Regions from separate parts of the Homo sapiens genome. Here region 2 is linked to region 1. A link is a loop called in an ENCODE intact Hi-C map of the cell type or tissue named here. Cell type or tissue: Caco-2. All regions are shown on one strand.

Evidence for each region. Peaks named below come from ENCODE experiments on the same cell type or tissue, not always from the same donor. Only the 100,000 strongest peaks of a DNase experiment are listed, where the experiment ranks them.
Region 2: a loop joins it to region 1, with 5 times the contacts of the local background. A loop is called at or near these places in 1 of 110 quality-filtered maps.

Annotation. Positions count from the first base shown.
Region 1 is chr6:3,663,359-3,667,358 of GRCh38, reverse strand. LOC100507336 (a long non-coding RNA gene) reads left to right here. Exons shown (of 4, transcript NR_187650.1): 2 at 3,454-3,699. Among named protein-coding and RNA genes, the nearest start is that of PXDC1, 86 kb to the left of the region's middle. In Caco-2, no CTCF peak of the experiment used is centred here; a DNase peak (open chromatin) is centred at 2,418; H3K4me3 peaks cover 437 bases.
Region 2 is chr6:3,567,157-3,571,156 of GRCh38, reverse strand. No RefSeq gene overlaps it. Among named protein-coding and RNA genes, the nearest start is that of SLC22A23, 110 kb to the right of the region's middle. RefSeq lists an enhancer at 2,069-2,571. In Caco-2, no CTCF peak of the experiment used is centred here; a DNase peak (open chromatin) is centred at 2,176.

The sequences.
Region 1 (4,000 bases):
TCCAGTTATTTCTTTATTTCTGCTTAACTTTGAGTTTAACTTGCTCTTCTTGTTCTAACTTCTTAATGTGGAAACTTAGATCATGATTTTGAACCTTTTTTCCTTTCTAACATAGGCTTTTAAAGCTATAAAATTCCCTCTCCATACTGCATTAGCTGCATCCCAGAAATGTTGATGTCTTGTGTTTTCATATCATCCAGTTAGAAGTTACTTTCTAGTTTCATTTGTGATTTTCCCTTTGACCCGTGGGTTCCTTAGATGGGTTTTTAATTTCCAGGTATTTGGGAGGATAATCTGGATATTTTATTACTGATCCCTGATTAAATTCTATGGTAGTCAGAGACCATATCTTGTAAAATTTCAAGCTTTGGACGATTTTTAAGACTTATTTAATCAACCAGTATAGAGTCTGGGTTAGAAAACATTCTATGTGCACTTGAAAGAAATGAATATGTATTCTATACAGTATAGTGTTTTGTACATATTGATTAGGTTAGAATAGTTGATAATGTTGGTAAAATCTATTTCCTTACTGATTTTTTAAAAAACCTGATTTGTTCTATCAATAGTAGAAGGGAGTTGTCAAATTTCATAGCACAACCCTGGAACTTTCTATTTCTCCTTTTATTTTTTATCAGTTTTTCCTTCATGTATTTTAACATTCAGTCACTTAAGACAGCTATGCCTCCTGATGAATTATCATTTTTATTCTTATTAGAACATGGCCTTCATGAGGTCATGGACTTCATTTGTTCTGTACAGAACAGCGCCTGACACATAAGAGATATCTGTTAGATGAATGCCCACCCACCTGATCTCATCCTCCCAAGCACCCTGTTAGGTAGTTATCACCCCATTTCATGGATGAGGAAGCAGACTTAGAGAGAGTGAGTCACTTCTCCAAGCTGCTTTCTATGTAGCTACTCCCCGCTTTTCTTTCTTCTCTCCATCTCCCTTGGGTAAGTAGTAGTTGTGAAGACTGAGCAATGGGCCCACAACAAGATTCATTTACAGCTCACAGAAGATGCAGTCTACCCTAAGTATTCCCTGCCTCATCTATGTACCTCCAATCTCTACAAAAGCATCAGGCACGGATGTTACTACTACTAGTACTACTATTCATATTACTGCCCAGTACTGTGATTCCAAGCACACTTGTAGGAATCCCCAAGGTTCCTCACAAGTTCCCTGAGCACAAACACCAGGGAGATAGTTGAGTCATTGAGCTCGTATCAAACTCCCTGGCATTGTATAAATTAACAGGAAGCGTTTACCCTTTTAAAATGGTTGGATGGTAAATAGAATGTGCATTGTGACACCAGAGACCCTTGAACATCTTGGAATCCTCTCATCTCCAACCAGAGGCTGATGCATTTTCTAGAGGCACTGGACTTCTGGGCCCTGTGGGGCCAGCAGCAACCTCTCTGATGAGTAGGCTGGGGTTGGCCAAGGCCAGGTGCTCCCAGCCCCAGAGCTCTGGGTCTTCCCCTGTAGGGCACAGTGCCTGCAATTAACACAAGCTTCTGGGAGCTCACTCCCAGAAAAAAAGACTTCTTTGAATTCTGCTCCCAGCTTAGGGTCAGCTAATGCCATCTGTGGTGGCTGGTACAGGGTGATAATCGGCTCTGAAGCCATCTCTTTGAGCCCTAGGATAGATGCCAGTCTGCACCAGAGCAGGCAGAATATCCAGGCTGCAGCCCTGCCAGGAATTGCTCTCAGGAAATAGAACACCCCCACCCCCTCTTTTCTTTTGTTTAAACTTAAACTGGGAAGATGCTGAGTTGCAGGGTTATGAGGAAGGGAGTATAGGACTGTTGCAGCTTTATATGCTGATATTTTCATTTTTTTAAATTCCTGATCATGAAAAAAGCAATACAAGAGTGATTTTTAAAATAATCACTTTGCATTCTTGTCAGAGCAATGGATTGCAAAGCGACAGTGACCCGACATTGCCTCCAAATGTTCCAGCCTCTGCCCTCCTTAGCGCCTGATCTGTCTCTGGTTGAGGCGGACTCTGCTGTTTGTCCAACATGGGGCAATGCTGGCTATTTCTCTGTAGGAATCCAAGCGCTTATTAGGAGAAGGTGGAGGGGTATGATGGGAACAGCTCCAGACGAGATGGGAGAGCTTTGGGGTAAAACCTTTATGAAGATTAGAAAGCAAGTCTCCCTCATGTTGCAAACCCCATAGTGATTTTATGGCAGCTTGGAAGAGAGGATTCCAGAGACAAATTGCTTTTGAGAGGGTGGACGCTGGGCCATACGTTTATCACTGGGCAGGTGAGTTATCTTGAAGAAAAGGATCAAGTGGAAACCAGGTCTAGCAAAACAAGCCTGACCCTTAAGTGGGGCCAGCCCTGGGAAATTCCGTGCCGTCATGCGTCGGAGCCCAGAGGCAGCGCAAGCAGTTTTCATAGAAGCCTGCGAAATCCAGACAGAGCTCACTAGCCAGATTGACTTTCCTGTTCATTTGCAGGGTAGAGTGAACGGTGTTGACATTACAAACATTCCATCTTCACTGATTTAAAGACAAGGAGTTCTGTTTACTTTCACCCTAAACAAAGAGGCTCCTTCTTGCTCAGCTGGAAGGAGCCATCCCTGAGTTGCTAAATATCACATAAATCTCATGACGTGACAGAAACCCAGGCCTCCTGGAGCTCATCACCAACTTTTTGCAACCAAGACTCCCAGTAATGCTAATTATGCAAATATCCTGCTTTCCCCACATACTGAGTGGACTTGATAAGTTTTCTTTTAATAATTTGCTGAGAATCTGCAATGCTGTAAGTACTTTATAATCATTACTTAATTTAATCCTCACAATTGTCCTCTGTAGTGAGATGAAGAAAATTGTAGTCACTAAATTTCCACCTAGGAAGAGAATTGCACTTATTTAGAAATCATGCCTTGAAAACTGCTTGGGTTAGAAGGTAGATCCCTGAACTCTCCAAGAGTAAGAACAGTGGACCTTCTGCAGGTGAAACTGGAGAAAAGGTAGATGAGAAAGAAAGAGAGCGAGAGTAAGACAGAGAGCGAGCACAAGAGAACACAGAAGGCCCCTTCCACCACCCCAAATCTTCAGCAAATTCTACATAAATCATGAAACTCTTAATGCGAGTAGATTTCTGTTTTTCTTTTTTAATTCAAAACTGTCAGGGGGCTGGGTTCTGTAGTCAGAGTCTTGTGATAAAAACAGACAGAGCGTTAGAGGACACAGGGGTGTGGTGGTCTAGGGAGCCCAAGGAGGTCAGATCTGGGAACATCCAGAGAGTGAGAGATGCTGCAGACACCACAGGGTCTGGAAGGTGTGTTTGGACGAAATTTACCCAGTCTGTGAGGCGCATGGAGGCCCTGGAAAGGCTCCGGGTCCATGTCTATGGTAGACGTTTCCTGCTGTCATGGGTCACCTGCATTTTTGAACATCCTCTCTGTGTTTGGGTCTCCCCCACCTCAGGAGTCCACCTGTCCCGAGTTGGAAGTCTGAACTCATGTTCCTGGATTCCTCCCATGCATCTTGGTGCTGGTGTGGGGCCTGAACTCAGCCAATCCGCAACACCTCCAGGAGTCTTCCTCTTAGATGCTGAGGCCACGGAGAAGGAAGCAGCACAAAGAATGAACCCTGGAGAGGGTGCCAGAGGCAGGCGGGTTCCAGCCATGTGGCGGCACAGCCTTACTGGGATAGTCTAGCTGTGTCACTCAGGTACGGTTGCTCTCTGAGAAGCCGCCAAACCCAACCCTTTCACACACACCTAGGATGATTTGAAGAGCTACCTAATAACCTTTCATAAGGTTCTGAAAGCCAGCCAGAGTGGTTGTGATCAGTAGTAATGAAGAGCCTTCTTTCACTGACATTCCACTTTTTACAGATGGGGAAGCCAGGCTCCAGCAGTTACAAAACAAGGTCCCATGACCCCTAGACCCTACTTGCAAAGCTGGGATTGACGCAAGCTCATCTAACTCCAAAACCCAAGCTCTTCCCACTGTGACAAGGGAGGGGACAA
Region 2 (4,000 bases), 96 kb after region 1:
AGCATATCCATCGGCTTGGTGGAGCCGAGCCAGGGCAGGCAGGACACCTGCCTAGGCACATCAAGAAAAGGGTGGCTGCATCTGCCCCTCTGTCATTCATCTACTACAGAGAAAAACAAGGCAGTCCTTCCTGGTCCTAGGGTGGCTATATAGCTGGGAATGGGCAGGGCTGCTTGGGGAGTTAGGGTGAAGGTAGGGAATGCTTGGGAACGTCACGCCAGGGCCCCTTTGCCAGAATTCCTCACATTAAGATGACAGATAACCAGCAACGTCACTTTCAGCAGACAGTTTCTGCGATAATGGAAGCCACAATTGTTACCATCAGATGTAATTAATCTTCAGACCAATAATGAAATGCATTGATGAGCTTGTTAGTTTCTCCATATAGTGCAATAAGAGTGTTTGAACTCAGCAGATGTTTATCTTCTGCCAGAGGACAACCCCTTCCCATTCTTCCAGAGTAGGAATAATGTGAGAACAACCCACTTCACGGTCCACACCACAGGCCAAGACGAGAGGAGGAGGGGCTCCTGCCTATGACCCAGAGGAGCAGAATGACCACCCACCCCTGAAGGGCTCGCTAACCCCTCCTCATATCAGGGGGTGAGGAGAGTGCTGCAAAGCACTTTTAAGTGCATTTTTGTGATCACTCCTTTGTCATTTCTCTATGGCAGAATCTGCCACAACGTAACCCGTGCGAATGAGTACAGGGAGATCACAGATTGCAAGGAGGGTGCTGTCAAGGCAAGGAGCTTCTCCTAGGAGACTTCCCTGCTTCATTTTATGAGAAAATAAAAGACTTGTGTTAAGAAATTGAATTACTTTTATATTTTATACTGGTGTGTTGAATATAATTTATTAAAATGCTTCTATTTCAAGAAAAGCTGAAATGAAACGTGATTCCCTAACGAATCAAATTTAGATAACTAATTTGATATTGGCAGAGGAGAATGGCCAGGAAGATGGTGTTATGTAATTTTTTTATGACAAAAAGGGCAGCAGATGTGGGTAGAGCAGGAGAGAGGAGGATCTGCAGCAGATGTGGAGGGAGAGGAGAGGGAGGGAGGGGACAAGGAGGGAGGGTGCCAGAAAGGGAAGAAGGAGGAAAGGGAGAGGGAGGGAGAGTGCAGGAGAGGAGAGAGGGAGGGAAGGGAGTGGGAGGGAGAGTGCCACAGAGGGGAGAGTGCAGGAGGGTGCCAGGGAGGCGAGAGGGGGTGCCAGGGAGGGGAGAGGGAGGGAGGATGGGAGCCAGAATTCAGGGAGGTGGGCACATGCTTGTTGCCCCTTGAGCACTCTTGATGTCCAAAGATGAATGCTGTGTGTTTACAATGTCTAGAATTTCTTTTCTAGGCTGGAAACTTCAGCGAACAAAGATTTTAATGAGCAGAAAGCTGAAGACCTGAACTGATCTTAAAACTTCTACTGTGGTGCCCTTCAAACCATTCTCCACACTTCAGCAAGAAGGATCCTATAAAAACCCAAATGTTATCCCCATATCCTTACTCTACTTAAAACTTCACTTTTCTCAGAACATAGCCCCATCATGAAGCAACGCATGACTCTGTGTGTGTGTGTGTGTGTAGATAAATGAAGCAAAAGTATGATTTGATTTGAATGATTAGGAAAAGTTGCACCATTTTCAGTGTCTTTAATTTTTCTTTCTCCTTTGACGCTTGAGGCCTTAAGGAGAACATCTTTTCTAATTGTTTCTGACGTACTATATGATGTTTATAATAGTCTCTTATTAATTAAATGCAGGTCTCAGCCGTATACGCGGCTCACCACGACTGAGTCTGCACACTGGAAAGCGCTGAGCACAGGGTCTGGAGCACAGTGTGTCTTTAATAAATGTCAGCTTCCTTTCCCTTACTTTCTCCTGACAAATATTATGACTTTGTTTTATTGAAAGTAGACATCTCAGAATACAAGAATATCATCCATTTTGAGAAATGGAGCAGAGCTTCCTTTGCAGTCGGCTGTATTGAATGAGATGACCAGTGTCTGCCTTTGTTGATAAGAGAGTAGGTGCTGCAGTTCAAGGTGCCCCGGCCTCTCTTGACCCCTTTAAAAGGTTTCCTGATGTTTACCCCAGTGATTTAGACAGGTAGCCAAGAGCGATTTCTGAGCAACAAAGAACTGTCCTGTCAAGGGGCTTATTGCCTGTTCACTGCTTTCTAATAAAACATCCAGTGTGGAGGCTTAGATGCCCTGAGGTACAGAGAGAGAATTCCCCTTATAAGGGAAAGGACTCTGCTGATAAACAGCAGGGTCAAAAGAATGCCAGCTCACGGATTCAAGCTTCATCAGAGGCCTCCTGGACAGCCTCACCCTGTGGACATGGTTGTTGTTCTGTTGCTTACTGAGGATGTGTTTCCCAATTTTATACAGGAGTGGACGAGCTCAGATGTACAATGCACTTCCACCCTGTGAGCCTGGATTACATATAGCAAGGCCATGTTGCAGAGCCCTCGCCAGGTTGGGAGCCTCAGACTCGTGAATTCAGCACAATGGGACTGCCAATTACCCATATGGGATGCTGAAACACCCAGGAGCTCAGACCCAGAGCAGGCTTGGCAGCCCCTCCCCTGGGTGGCCACTACCCAGCCTGCCTGCCTCCCCCGAGGGGGCACTGGTGGCCATCTGGCAGCTCCCTCTGAGCTGTCACCCAGTCTGTTTTGTCTTTTGTCTGGATGTGACATGACAACGTGTTAATTAAAAGGTAGTTAAGCCAAAATGAAAAGGCAATCCAAAACCTGGGGAAATATTATAATTCATATGAGAAAAAAGACAACTCAATAAAGAAAGAAAGTACAATGAACACACATAAGCAGTTATTAAAAAGGAGTACAAATAAATGGCCAATAGCATATTTTTAAGATAATCAACCTCACTAATAATCAGAGAAATTCACACTGAAACAAGATCCTTGGGAGTAGAACAGAAGAGGTTAAGTATTGCAGGAGACTGACAGATGACAAAGACAGAAAACACAGAGTGGTCCTGGGTGTGGCAGCCAGTGACCAACTACCACTGGAGAGAGTGGAGAGCTATGGCTTTTCTAAAAGGAAATGGGCAGCATGTTTTTAAAATGCAGACACAGTAGGACCCATAAATTACACTTCTAGGAATTTATCTTAAAGAAGCAACTGGACAAGTGTGCAAAACATAACAACACAGCCACATATGCCTCAGTCTTGGTTACAACCGTGGAAATGAGAAGAGCACACATATCTAGTAGGGAATCAGTTAAATAAAGCGTGTTAGATAATATACCAATGCAATAAAATTATATATTATGAGAAACATGAAGCGCTTTGATGTAGAAATATGTTCATAATATACTCAGAGAAAAAAGCCATTATGAAACTCCATATTTCATTGAATACTACACACCATCAATGATAAGATACACACTACATTATGTACCACTAAGGGGAGAAAAGGTTTGCACTTACATAACAGGCCAGCTATAAGGAAACAAATTAGTCAAGGTGCCCCTAAAACTCCTTCACCTTCCTTCAGAGTGCAACACTTTTGAATAGTGTTTGTGTTTAGCAGTGTTGCTGTTCATGCTTTTCCATGTAGTATGGTCTCTGTATCAGCAAGAGCCTTGGTCATAGCGTAGTTCTTAAAAGGGTGCTCAGTGTTTTCTTCTGAGATTGATTCCCATTTTCCAAGTTCTGATGTGTAGCTGAGAGGATGACAACGACTATAAGGGCCACAGCAATTGTAAACTCGGTCCCACTTTCAGTGGTGTGGAAATGTGAAAATAATACGTGAATTTCAGAATCATTCAATGATCACAGTGAATATAGTATAGCCACTCCCGTGTGATCAATTTGGACAGCCTTTGTCTTGTCCCCAGTTACTGGGAGGAAGCCTCTAAATCCTTGGAATTTCCCCAGTGATACGATTGTCTTTGTTACTTATGGTGGGCCCTGATAGTTTATGCTAATGAGGTGATCTGGGGGCCCCTAGATAGTTTAAGTTAAGGAGATGG